Linked DNA regions of Mus musculus: region 2 is linked to region 1. The links are chromatin loops, found by intact Hi-C in ENCODE. Cell type or tissue: left cerebral cortex. All regions are shown on one strand.

Evidence for each region. A loop is a pair of places that touch in the nucleus more often than their neighbours do. Peaks named below come from ENCODE experiments on the same cell type or tissue, not always from the same donor. Only the 100,000 strongest peaks of a DNase experiment are listed, where the experiment ranks them.
Region 2: it touches region 1 in a loop (5-fold over the local background); 17 of 42 quality-filtered maps call a loop at or near these places.

The regions. Positions count from the first base shown.
Region 1 is chr3:33,790,149-33,792,648 of GRCm38, reverse strand. No RefSeq gene overlaps it. Among named protein-coding and RNA genes, the nearest start is that of Ttc14, 8.8 kb to the left of the region's middle. In left cerebral cortex, a CTCF peak has its summit at 1,463; a DNase peak (open chromatin) is centred at 1,455.
Region 2 is chr3:33,307,069-33,309,568 of GRCm38, reverse strand. No RefSeq gene overlaps it. Among named protein-coding and RNA genes, the nearest start is that of Gm24780, 85 kb to the left of the region's middle. In left cerebral cortex, a CTCF peak has its summit at 1,235 (motif pointing left); a DNase peak (open chromatin) is centred at 1,098; H3K27ac peaks cover 640 bases.

The DNA of each region.
Region 1 (2,500 bases):
GCCAGGCCTGTTGTTCACCAAGCTGGACTGGAGGGAGGGAAGCTTAGCTGGGTGTTTTTGAATGCAGCACAGGATCTTGGCAGGCTATGAGTGTGTTGGCAATGACACTGAGTTGGGTTTATTGTGGGTAGGGTATTTATGCTTCCAGGGAGGTGACCAGGGTCTTTGGGGTAAGATTTGTGTGAACTGTGTATCATTGACTATGGCAGGGCTGTTGGAAGATGCTTCATCTACATACTGAGGGACTGTAGGGTGTGTGTGTGTGTGTGTGTGTGTGTGTGTGTGTGTGTATGTGTGTGTGTGCATGTGCGCCCATGCACAAGGTCAAACAAGGAATGAGGCCTGATAACTGTCAGGGTAATAAATTCTTACTAGGGTTGATACTGGGGGAGCTGGCTTTATGGTGCTAGGTTGGGAGGGTGAGATAGCCAAATCCTGCTTTCCTCATATTTGAGGTATCTGAGGGTTGAAGCTTACTTGGCCTTTCCTTTGTAACCCTGGGCTATTACTGTTCCACCGGCATTAAGGAGAAATTAATAACCAAATGATAAAAACAACCTGAGGAAACTTAAATACGTATGAAGGAGTGAAAGAAGCAAATTTGAAAAGGCTACATACTGAATTATCCCAACTGATGTTAATCTCAAAAAAGAAAAACTACAGAGACAGTAAAGTTCTTTGGTTATCAGGACTTCTGTGGAAGGAAGAATAGACAAACTATAGAATATATATATATTTTTAAGGGCAATGAAATTGTCCCATAGGCTACTATGATGGTGTCATCTAATCTTTTGAGAGCTTGAAAAGGAAACAAGGCAGAGAAAAAAGGAATTTGTGTTTTTCCTTGCTTCAATGCTTGAACTGGGACATCTAATTTTATCTTCTTCTCCCCTCAGAGTAGAATTTAAATCAATGACTGCATATTCTCTAGCCTGTGGACTCTGACTAGCTTTCCTGGGTCTAGAGCTTGTAGATTTCATATTATAGGTTGTTCAATCCCTTTAACCTGTCATAGTTGTTTATCATGTGAGGCAGTTCTTCATTTTATATAGTATATATGAATAAGTGTGTGTATCTTATTCTGTTTCCCTGCTTCATTATATGTAAATGTTCAAAGATATGTCTGAATCTTTCTCCCAATAGTGGGTCATTTGACTTCATTGTCAAGAATAGGGTACAAGAGTTGAGAGTTTTGTTTGCTGCCATATAGGTTGTTGTGTAGTATCTGACACTCAATTCAAAGTTACCCTGGAGTGACTCAAGGAAGAGTGAGAAATACTAAGGAAAAAAAATTATTTAGTCACTTTGTTCATTATCAGCCTCAAACACTTATTGCCACTATTAGCAGAGTACCTCCAACTATAAGCCATGAGAAAAGGTTGACACAGCTTCATCCCAACAGTCCTTTTGAATGGATTCTAACAGTTTCAGGAAAGGAAATTTTGTTAGTTTAATCCACTTGAGGGTGCTATAAGATCACTATAGTATCAAACTGTGTTCATGTCCAAAATCACCTCACACAGCAACAAAGTCTATATTCAGTGGTAGGGATCTATGACTTATTTCAAGACAACTGTCTTTAACATTGTCTCTATCTTCTAGTGAGTGGCAAACATTTTGAAGATATTATTTTCATGAAAATAAGTTCATAATCTATTGATCTTTTGTCAATCATTGGTTACCTTGGGATTTTTGAAATTTTAGGGACATTTTTTCGTTTTTGTTTTTCCCTATAGTAATATTCACTGAATTTTGTTTTAATCAAGGCTAAATAACTCTGAACAGATCCAGAATATGCATAGCTTCAAGGAAAGGGGTCATTACATTGGAATATTTATATCATGACTTATAGATAATATATATAACACTCCTGGAGAGGCACAGTGTACAGCATTTCTGAAGATGTACAGTGCTTGGCCATATGAAGTGACTCTCTGTAGCCTTTTACAACATAATCCTTGTATGATATTTATGGTACTCTTGGAGATGTACAGTACTTGACTGTATGAAGTGACCACCTAAAGTTTCAGGCTCAGCCAGTATCTCTTCCATGTTTTTATTTGTTTATACAAAGGATTAGAAAAAAATGAAAGTACCTCAAAATACCTCTACCATAATTGTTGAGAGAAGTTGAAAGATATGTTCACTATTGATATGAATTAGGTTAGGTTAGTGTACTTTTTAAAATAAACTTGAGTGTGATTGTTCATAAACATATACACACATATAAATTCCCACATAGTAGATTCTTATGTTTATATTTTGTGGCAGTGTTTTAGAATACTATAACAGGGAACATGCGATGCTTTTAATAAGAGACATGAATAGTAAGATGATAAATAGAGTTCGTTGTCAGGACATTCTAGATTGCTTTGGTGAGCATTTTAAATTCAAATTATACATGTCTCTAGAATCAGAATAATTGATCATCTTTTAGTTACCAAATAGTAATTTTTGAATTTTATTGTTGGAAGCACCAAAAGAAAATGTCAGGAATTAA
Region 2 (2,500 bases), 480 kb after region 1:
AAAAGGGCAGGTGTATTGCAGTTCTGATCCATGTTAGGGCCTCTCCACTCCCTGTTCTCACCACTCACAGCGATGAGTCTGCTAACAAGGCAGGCATTTGCCCAGCAGGAAACAAAGCTTTCTCTTCAGATTGCAAAGTGGGTCCATCTTGTTCTTGAAACTCCTTCCTGTCCTACCCTGTCTGCCCCTTCCTTCTTTAAGCTTCCTTGGGAACATGGTCTTTTCTCTGCTTCCACACCTGGTCCCCAGTTTCCCTGTGATAGCTTCATTGCCTTCAAAGTCAAGCACGTTGCCCAAACCTGTGTCTTCCTGGTTATAAACACTAAAGGGGGCCAGAGACAGCATTTATTCAAAGTTGTCTGCATCTGCATGAAGTGGACTCCGAGGGTTTAAAGCAGAGCACACGGGGTTGGGAGAGATGGTGTGTGTGTGTGGGGGGGGGGGGGGGGGAGTGGGAAAGATTTCCACAAAATGCACCAAATTCATATGCGAAATTCTCAAACAGTAAGTTTAAGAATAAAGTTTCCCACCTAGCTCCTACTGCCCACTTTGGTAAAATGTTTTGGAGACAATATTCTACACATTTATTTTCCTAAGCACTACTCCAGAAGTCTTGTTGTAAAGGGCTGACAGACAGATAAGCTAATCGTACTGAAGTCTGATTTTTATTTCACCATAACAACGAATCAAAAATGTTATATTTGTCATGATTATAATTTAAAATGTTTCAGAAAAAGTAATACACTAATTACTGCACGCTCACAGGCTAGACGTAGATGGCATTAGAACCAGACTTACCAACACCTAGATTCTGTTGATGGCAGCATTTCTAGATACACATTAGAATGTGGCATATCAGGACCCACCCCAGACCTCCTGGGCCAAATTGCTCATCACTTGTGGGTGTCAAAGTCTCGAAACAAGTGTTTTTAACACACTCGTGTTTAGAATGCAGCATGCAGATGTGCATGCAATCACTCTTCAGCAGTTTTTGAAATGGTAGGAAGAGGAAGCATTTGAGCCTCCAACAGAATGATGTCACCACTTAGTGGTCTTGTGACTTTGGTAAGTTGCATAACCGGCTCTAAGCCTGGAAGTATTCAGCTATATAGAAAGAGATTAGGTTACAGTTTCTCAGAGTGGCACCAAAGAAATGCCAAGGCCAACTAGGCGTAGGAAGGGGAAGTGGGTGTTGAATGGGGTCAGCCAGAATAAAGGGGTGACAGGATAGAGAGTATGCCACCTGCTGGCAGAAGTGTGTACTTGCAAGAGTTGATTGACATTCAGAAAAGATGATTTGCTTTTTCTTTTGAATTTTGTTTTTATCATCTTTTTGCCTTTACATTACTAACATCTAGGGGACTAGTGGTACACTACAGGACAAGCACAGCCATGAACAAACAAACACACAAGCTAATGAAAAAGTTCTTATGAAAAAAACAAACTTACAAAAACATATGTAACATCTCTGACAGTGACTCTGGTGTCAAATGAATTGATGTTTTCTTCTATTATAAGTCCATAAGTTTTGAAATTCAAGCTTTCTATATGCTAATGACTTTTTAAAAATTAATAGAGAATATTATCTTTTTGAGGCAGAATAATGGTTTAATCAAAATGTTCCTGATTTCTTTGATTTATTGATATAATTTCAAAAGTGAAGGAAGGAATGAGGAATTCATCTATTTTAATATTGATTGGATAGAACAAAAATGTAAAACTTATTATATTAGGGAGGTTGTTTGAGCAGGTTTCTAGACAGACAGGTTTCCTTGAGTGACTCCTTTATCCAAAAGTGGGCATTACCAGTGTTTCTTTAGATGATGGCATTGCAGAAAGCATTCTGCAGGCAGCGTTGTATAGCAATGAGACAATGGCACTCATACATTTGTAGACTTATACTTTTTAAAACCTACTTTAATAAGGGTTCTTAAATGCTTTAACTTCCCTTTTAGCCCACCACGCGCCAGAAGTAGTGGAAAGGAAAGGATTATAGGGCAAAGTGGGATGTGGACTTGTTTAGAAATGGTTTTGGGGAAAGATTCCAATCTTCATTGTCAGGATATCAACAGCTCAGCTCACATGAATCAGCAACAGTAGCTAGATCCACTCACAAACACCACTCATGAACCAGTAATGGGAGTTCGATTCAGAAGAAACTGTGAGGCTCTACCAATCAACCCAAGTCCATGGAAGTGGCAAGAAGCTGCCAGAACGTGATGAGAAGTTCTTTGGTGAGTTTCTCTCTATGAAGTCAGTACAAACAATGATCAACAAAGAAGAAGGCAAGGTGAACCAATGCCACAGTGTCATCAGCCAAGACCACCAGCAGCAAAGCCTGAAAAGACCAGAAAAAGAGTGACAAGGTAACGCCCACAGCATGTTGGGTTATTACCAAACATCATGTGCCCACTCTAGCAAAATGTCACATGTCCTTTTTCCAAGCAGCATCCAGAAAAACATGTCTGTTCTCAGCAACCATCCTCCAATGTGTCTCTTT